Linked DNA regions of Homo sapiens: region 2 is linked to region 1. A link is an interaction called in ENCODE POLR2A ChIA-PET data of the cell type or tissue named here. Cell type or tissue: MCF 10A. All regions are shown on one strand. Links, peaks and the distances in the headings refer to the core of each region. The heading gives the core; the rest is flanking DNA.

Region 1 (4,398 bases), core at 106-4,105:
TGGATCACATGAGGCCAGGAGTTCGAGACCAGCCTGGCCAACATGGCAAAGCCCTGTCTCTACTAAAAACCCAAAAATTAGCCAGGCGTGGTGGTGCGTGCCTGTCATCCCAGCTACTCAGGAGGCTGAGGCAGGAGAATTGCTTGAACCCAGGAGGCGTAGGTTGCCGTGAGTGGATATTGTGCCATTGGACTCCAGCGTGGGCAACAAGAGTGAAACTCCATCTCAAAAAAAAACAAAAAAAAAATCTTTGGGCCGGGTGGGATGGCTCACATCTGTAATCCTAGCACACTGGGAGGCCAAGGTGAGCAGATCACTTGAGATCAGGAGTTCAAGACCAGCCTGGCCAACAAGGTGAAACCCTGTCTCTACTAAAAATACAAAAAATTAGCCAGACATGGTGGCAGGCGCCTGTAGTCCCAGCTACTCGGGAGGCTGAGGCAGGAGAATCGCTTGAACCTGGGATGCAGAGGTTGCAGTGAGCTGAGATTATGCCACTGCACTCCAGCCTGGGTGACAGAACGAGACTCCATCTTAAAATAAATAAATAAATAAATAAATAAATAAATAAATAAATAAATCTTTGTAGCTGTCTTATTTAGGAATAAAATGGGAGGCAGGTTTGCATGACACAGTTCCCAGCTTGGCTTTTTCCTTTGGCTTAGTGATGTTGGGGTTCCAAGATTTATTTTCCTTTCACAAAGCCAAATTTTAAAGGTCACGATAGAAATGGAGACTAAAGTTATTTGCTGTCATTCTTTATACATCTGACACTTCTAGTATCTAAACCATTAATGTATCCCTTGGTTTCCAACTATATAAATAGAACTTGGCCCACTCTTTTGTATAAAAAGTGAATCGTACCCCTGGCATATGTGGTGGAATGGTAATTTTATTAAGCAGTGAGTGTTGGTTAAATAAATTGTGGATCAGCCATATTATGGACTATTACACAGTCATTCAAAATCAGGTTTTTTGAAAGACATTTAGTGATTATAAAGCTGCTGATGCTATAATGTTGTTTCTAAAAGCTAGATATTTGATAAGATGATTTTTTTAATATGCGTATGTGTAACATATATACTGTGCATCCATATATGCAAAAAAGACTAAAAGAAAATATACCAAAATATTAATAATGGTTATAAGTTTTAGGATTATATATGATTTAGACATTTAGAATATTTTTCCATCCCAACTATTGTACAATGCACATATTATATTTAGTATAGAAAAAAAAATGTTGTTTAAGAATTGCTATCACTCCCAAAGTGTCTAATCTATTTTCTGGAACATTACCAAAAGATGAACATTAAATTAGACGTTGATAATGTCAGGAAGACAAATTTGATCATTTTGCAAACTATTTACTTTGGTTCCCTGGCCACATGCTACCCCAAATCTGCAGAGCTGTCCCTAAAACAAAAGACACAGATAACTGCTGGTGAAGCAGCTTGAAGTCGTTGTCTTTTTTTTTTTTTTTTTTTTTTGAGACAGAGTCTCACTTTGTTGCCCAGGCTGGATGGAGTGCAGTGGTGTGATCTCGGCTCACTGCAGTCTCCAACTCCAAGGTTCAAGCAATTCTCCTGCCTCAGCTTCCCAAGTAGTTGGGATCACAGGTGCCGCCACCACACCTGGCTAATTTTTGTATTTTTAGTAGAGACAGGGTTTCACCATGTTGGCCAGCCTGGTCTCGAACTCTGGGCCTCAGGTGATCTACCCACCTCAGCTTCCCAAAGTGCTGAGATTACAGGCATGAGCCACCACACCCGGCCTGAAGACCTTGTCTTTTCTTTTCTTTTTTTTTTTTTTTGAAACGGAGTCTCACTCTGTCACCCAGGCTGGAGTGCAGTGGCACGATCTCTGCTCACTGCAACCTCTGCTTCCCGGGTTCAAGTGATTCTCCTGCCTCAGCCTCATGAGTAGCTGGGATTACAGGCACCCGCCACCACGCCCAGCTAATTTTTTGTAATTTTAGTAGAGACGGGGTTTCACCACGTTAAGCAGGATGGTCTCGATCTCCTGACCTTGTGATCTGCCTGCCTCGGCCTCCCAAAGTGCTGGGATTACAGGCCCGGCCCAAGCCCTTGTCTTTTTTTTGTTTTGTTTTTAGCCTGGAGGGCAGTGGCGCGATCTCGGCTTACTGCAAGCTCTGCCTCCCAGGTTCACGCCATTCTCCTGCCTTAGCCTCCCGAGTAGCTGGGACTACAGGTGCCCGCCACTACGCCCAGCTAATTTTTTATATTGTTTTAGTAGAGATGGGGTTTCACTGTGTTAGTCAGGATGGTCTCGATCTCCTGACCTCGTGATCCGGCTGCCTCGGCCTCCCAGAATGCTGGGATTACAAGCGTGAGTCACCCACCGCGCCCGGCCCCAAGCCCTTGTCTTTTAATGGGTCAATTGCATCATCCTCACCTATGAATGACAGCACTGGAAATGGTGACTCCATGGGTAAATACATGGTTTTATTTTTCCTTTTCTTTTCTTTTTTTTGAGATGGTGTCTCTCTATGTTGCCTAGCCTGGTCTCGAACTCCTGGGCTCAAGTGATCCTCCTGCCTCAGCCTCCCAAAGTGCTAAGATTACTGGTGTGAGCCACCATGCCGGTCCAGCAATCCATGGTTCCATATAGGTGAATAGGAAGACTTTCTTTCTTATTATTTAGATATCTTTGAAAGATAATCAGTAGTTTAAAGCAAAATTAGCTCCATACTAAATATTCATACTAGCTATTTTAATTTTTATAATTATACTATTGAAGTGGATACTCTTATGCAGACTTTACAAATGAACAAACTGAAGTTTAGAGATTCTAAATATTCTAAATAAATAGGTCATATAGGCATATCATTATACTGTCTATTGCTCAATGCCCTTGACAGTGCACAGTTCCTTGGCTAAAAGTATGTGGAAGCAGGGAAAAATGAATCCAGCAATTACTATATTTAGCTGCTTTTACAAATGCCTCTTGGTTAAAAAAAAAAAAAAAAAGACATTCATTGGTAGACATTACCACATTGCCAAGTCACTCATAAATCTAAGTACGAAAGTCAGTAAAAAAGGATGATGTTATCTGATTCACTGAAAGGGAAATAAGCTGAGATCTGCTGCGTTAGGACAAAGGCCAGCTGGGCTTTATGAGAATTCAGATGGCAAGGAACAAGCTTTTTATGGCAATGACAGAGGGAGAAGGGAACAATATTATAAGGAAGAATCTTTGTGGTTCAAACAGATTATGTGGTTTATTATTTTCATTTAGATTAGGGAAAAAATCAGTGGGCACAGAATAAATAGCAACTGCCTCTTTCCCCCTCCCCAGCAAGCAGAATATTGATTTCCTCTTTGAGGAAAGGACACATTAAAAAGAATACTCTTGAGATGATAAATATGCTAATTAATGTGATCTAATCCCTATACATTATGTATATGGAAACACCACTATGTACCCCATGAATGTGTACAATTATTGTCAATTTAAAAATACAATTTTAAAAACACTCATTTTATTTTTTTAAATTAATTGTTCTTATTTTAAAAATTATTATTTTTTAGGGATGGGATCTCACTGCATTGCTCAGGCTGGTCTCAAACTCCTGGGCTCAAGCAATCTTCCTGCCTTAGCTTCCCAAAGTTCTGGGATTACAGGCATGAGCCACCACTCCCAGCCAAAAAAAAAAATACTCATTTAAAGCTGCACAAGTTTGATGGCACAAGTCTGTATAACTGGACCTGTGCCTTTATAAAACCTCAAACACTGCAAAGGTTCATGAAACAATGTATATCTATTCTTCTTATTCACTGTCATCAATGCTGACCAGGGAAAATTGCACAGGTGCACGTGTGTGTGTGTGTGTGTAGGGCTAGTGAAGCAGGCAACTACCAGAGATACATTATTAAAAAGCTAACATTTATTGGCCAGGCGCGGTGGCTTACGTCTGTAATCCCAGCACTCTCACGGGTGGTGCCTCCCCGGCAATGGGGGTCCCAAGATCCAGGGGGGGAAAAGGGGATGGCTCTCAGCCACCACAAAATGGGGGGCCTTTATGTTCAGGTTTTGCCCAAGAGTCAGCTTATTTGCTTCTTGTACTAGCAGGGCAGTTGCTGCCAAGGCCTCAAACAGGGGAGCCATCCTTCAGAAACCCTGTCTAGTTGTTCAGAGACGTAGGCCACCGGCCTCAGCCAGGGCCCCACAGTTTGGGTTAAAAGTCCAGCTGCCATCTTTTCTCTCTCTAACGCATACAATGGAAAAGGCTTTGTCAGATCGGGTAGCCCCAGGGCTGGGGCTGCCAGAAGTTTTTCCTTTAAGTCATGAAAGACTTGCTGTTCTTGGATCCCCATTCCAAAGGTTCCGGTCCCCGCCCCCTTTGTGACCTCATACAAAGGCTTGGCTAATACTGCA
Region 2 (4,398 bases), core at 280-4,279, 120 kb after region 1:
GATCACATTATACCTATTTGTAACTGGATGTCCACTTCCTATGCTCTTCCGTGTACTTTATGGGCTGTACAGCATTTCATGTTGAGTGCACCATACTTATTTAACCAATTGCCTTTTGATGGACATTTTGGCTGCCACCCCCATTATAAATGTGCTGTAATGAACACCTTTTTATATCACTATGTGTGCCTGTTAGCACTTCTGTCTGATGGAGTAACAGAAGCAGGATTACTGTTACACATGTGAGAATTGAAGTCTATCACAAAAATGTCTTCCTACAAATTAGTTCTATCAGTGCTAGACGTAAGTGCCCTCCTCTAGATACTGCACCAGTTCTGGGTCTTCTAAATTTATGACAGGCTGAGTCAAAACAGAGTATCTCACTTTTCTTTTCTTTCATTTCATTTCAATTTAATTTTATTATTTGTCATCAATTTGTGACAGGGTCTCGCTCTGTTGCCCAGGCTGGATGGAATGCAGTGACATGATGATGGCTCACTGTAGCCTCCACCTTCAAGCAATCCTCCTGCCTTAGCCTCCCAAGTAGCTAGGACCACAGGCACACACCACATTGCCTGGCTAATTTTTTTTTTTTTTCTGTGGAGATGGGGTCCCACTATGTTGCCCACGCTGGTCTTGAACTCCTGGGCTCAAGCAGTCCTCCCATCTTGGCCTCCCAAAGTGCTAGGATTACTGGTACAAGCCACTGTGCTCAGCCTCACTTTTAAAATATGCATTTTTTTGTTTCTGAGATTGTTTTTCTCTGTTAGTTATCTGCATTTCTTCTTTCCGTGAATTACCTATTCCCATCCTTTGTGCATTTTTGTATTTTTTTCTCATTGATTTATCAAGGTCTTTATGATGCTGCTTCCTAACATTGTATATATACTGCTTCACAATTTATAAAGCACTTTTCCTATGTGTAATAACACTCGATCCAGTTCTGAGTTGCATTTTGTGGTCTCAGAATAGTTAGCCTAACCTGCCTTCAGTCTTCCTGCTAGTGAGAGGAGTCTGGACTCCCACCCAGATTTCCAGATCCTAAAATGAATGTTCCTTTTGCTACACTGCAGTTTGCAATTTCCATCTTCCAAATCCAGGAGTATTTTGGGAAGGTTTTGTTTTTCTGACGTCTGTTCCACAAGAGCAGAGCTCATGAATGGCCATGATTTAATTCCCCAAGTCTCTGCTGGAGCCTTCCCAGCTGTCATGAGGTTGAGTATGGCTTTATCATCATGAAACAAGTCATCAGAGTCTTTGAATCTTGCGTAGGAATTGGAAGTCGGGGTATACCAGGATAGGTTTTCAGCACCAGGTGTGGCACTCACCCTCCGGTATGCTTGGCAGAGTTTGTGAAGCGGCTCCGGTACTGCGAATACCTAGGGAAGTATTTCTGTGACTGCTGCCACTCATATGCAGAGTCGTGCATCCCTGCCCGAATCCTGATGATGTGGGACTTCAAGAAGTACTACGTCAGCAATTTCTCCAAACAGCTGCTCGACAGCATATGGCACCAGCCCATTTTCAATTTGCTGAGCATCGGCCAAAGCCTGTATGCGAAAGCCAAGGAGCTGGACAGAGTGAAGGTGAGCCGCAGCCCCAACCCCATCCCTCTCATTGGAAGTGTCCTGTGGCAGGAAATGCACATCACACTAGCTTGGGGAACCCACAGATACATCCTCTAAGAGGCAAATGGATCATAAAGCGAGTGAAGCGGCTGGGCGCAGGGGCTCACACCTGTAATCCCAGCACTTTGAGAGGCCAAGGTGGGCGGATTGCCTGAGGTCAGGAGTTCGAGACTAGCCTGGCCAACATGGTGAAATCCCATCTCTACTAGAAATTAAAAAAAAAAAAATTAGTCAGGTATAGTAGCACACGCCTGTAATCCCAGCTACTCGAGAGGCTGAGGCAGGAGAATCGCTTGAACCCGGGAGGTGGAGGTTGCAGCAAGCCGAGATTGCACTACTGCACTCCAGCCTGGGTGACAGAGCAAGACCCTGTCTCAAAAAAAAAAAAAAAATTAGTGAAGCTTACACTTTGGAGCCCCTCTCCTGCACAGGCTCTTTCCAAGGCCCCACACTGAATCTTATACTTAGTATTATGTTTTTCTTGAAGAAGGCCCCAAAGTTCTGTAAGTTTTAGGTTCTACAAAACCTGGATCCATCCAGGGCACACTTTGTGGATCAGCAGACTCAGTTGTGAAGGCTTGCTGTATAGGCGGTTTGCTTTCAAGGTTTGTTTTATACAAGTGCAGCATTTCAAGCTTAGAAATAACATTTAAATTTGACTTGCACTTTTCCCGTGTCATTTATTACATTTAACTTTTCCCCGTGTTTGGTTTCTCCCATTAGGAAATTCAGGAGCAGCTCTTCCATATCAAGAAGCTGTTGAAGACCTGTAGGTTTGCTAACAGGTACTATTCTCAGCTGGGACAGGCTGCCTTCCCTCCATACATCTGCTAATCCTATTAGTGCCTCCTGCATCTGGCTCCCCCATTACACAGGGCTTCTTAGCACAGTGATGACCTCATGGCTTTCCTTGGGAAATCATGCCATCTCTTTGAATTACTAAGCCAATAGTGGGATGCATTAGTCTGTTCTCAAGTAGCTAATAAAGTCATACCAGAGATTGGGTAATTTATAAAGGAAAGAGGTTTAATTGACTCACAGTTTTGCATAGCTGGGGAGGCCTCACAATCATGGTAGAAAGTGAACAAGGAGCAAAAGCACGTCTTACATGGTGGCAGGCAAAGAGAGAGCATTTGCAGGGGAACTCTCCTTTATAAAGCCATCAGATCAGCCAGGCACGGTGGCTCACACCTGTAATCCCAGTACTTTGGGAGGCCGAGGTGGGTGGATCACGAGGTCAAGAGATCGAGACCATCCTGGCCAACATGGTGAAACTCTGTCTCTACTAAAATTACAAAAATTAGCTAGGCGTGGTGCTGCATGCCTGTAGTCCCAGCTACTTGGGAGGCTGAGGCAGGAGAATCGCTTGAACCTGGGAGGCAGAGGTTGCAGTGAATCAAGATCGCACCACTGAACTCCAGCCTAGAGACAGAACGAGATTCCGTCTCAAAAAAAAAAAAAAAATCAAATCTCGTGAGACTTATTCACTACCATGAGAACAACACAGGAAAGACGTGCCTCATGATTCAATTACCTCCCACCAGGCTCCTTCCATGACATGTGGGAATTATGGGAGCTACAGTTCAAGATGAGATTTGGGTGGGGACACAGCCTAACCGTATAATGGAGAATTTAACTCATTAAGAAGAATGGTTTAGTTGGAGGATGAACAACTCTAGCCAGTGACCTTTTTATTATTATTATTGTTATCATTAAATTGTGGTAAATACATATAAAATTTACCATCTTAACCATTTTTAGAATACACTTCAGTGGCATTAAAGTATTAACATCGTTATGCAATCATCACCACCATGCAGCCCCCAAACTCTTTTCATCTTGCAAAACTAAAACTCTGTATCATTTAACAACTCCCCATTCCCTCTTCCTCTTAGCCTAACTCCTGGCAGCCACTATTCTACTTTCTGTCTCCATGATTTTGCCCACACACATGCCTTATATAAGAGGAATCTTACAGTATTTGTCTTTTTGTGACTGGCTTGTTTGACTTAGCATAAAGTCCTCAAGGTTCATTCATGTTGTAGCATGTGTCAGAATTTCCTTCCTTCTTTTTTTTTGAGACGGAGTCTCCTTCTGTCGCCCAGGCTGGAGTGCAGTGGCGCGATCTCGGCTCACTGCAAGCTCCGCCTCCCGGGTTCACGCCAGTCTCCTGCCTCAGCCTCCCAAGTAGCTGGGACTACAGGCGCCCGCAACCACATCCGGCTAATTTTTTGTGTGTTTTTAGTAGAGACAGGGTTTCATCATGTTAGCCAGGATGGTCTCGATCTCCTGACCTCGTGATCTGCCCGCCTCGGCCTCCCAAAGTGCTGGGATTACAGGCATGAGCCACCGCGCCCAGCCAGAATTTCCTTCCTTCTTAAGTTTGAATAATATTTCATTGTATGTATATACTACATTTTTTTAATCCATCTATTCATCCATGGACACTAGGGTTGCTTCCCCTCCTTGGCTATTGTGAATAAAGTGGATATGACCATGAGTATACCAGGGGCCTTTTAAAACCCCTTATAGGGAGGCATGTCTAACCAAGTGGAACCATGGTCTTCAAAAATTGTACTTTTGGAAGTTTATCCTAAGGACATACCGATGGATATAGGTAGAGATTTAAAGTATAGTTTTTTTTGTTGTTTTTGGTTTTGTTTTAAGACAGAGTCTAGCTCTGTCACCCAGTTTGGCGTGCAGTGGTACAGTCTTGGCTCACTGCAGCCTCTGCCTCCCAGGTTCAAGCGATTCTCGTGCCTCACCCTCC

Evidence for each region. ChIA-PET counts read pairs that join two places held together with the same protein. Peaks named below come from ENCODE experiments on the same cell type or tissue, not always from the same donor. Only the 100,000 strongest peaks of a DNase experiment are listed, where the experiment ranks them.
Region 2: POLR2A ChIA-PET joins it to region 1 with 5 read pairs; 4 of 35 experiments call an interaction of 5 or more read pairs at or near these places.

The regions. Positions count from the first base shown.
Region 1 is chr13:46,467,888-46,472,285 of GRCh38, reverse strand. No RefSeq gene overlaps it. Among named protein-coding and RNA genes, the nearest start is that of LINC01198, 3.3 kb to the right of the region's middle. In MCF 10A, for the core only: no CTCF peak of the experiment used is centred there; a DNase peak (open chromatin) is centred at 2,385.
Region 2 is chr13:46,347,301-46,351,698 of GRCh38, reverse strand. RUBCNL (rubicon like autophagy enhancer) reads left to right here. Exons shown (of 15, transcript NM_025113.5): 11 at 1,348-1,586; 12 at 2,352-2,413. Among named protein-coding and RNA genes, the nearest start is that of RUBCNL, 38 kb to the left of the region's middle. In MCF 10A, for the core only: no CTCF peak of the experiment used is centred there; no DNase peak of the experiment used is centred there.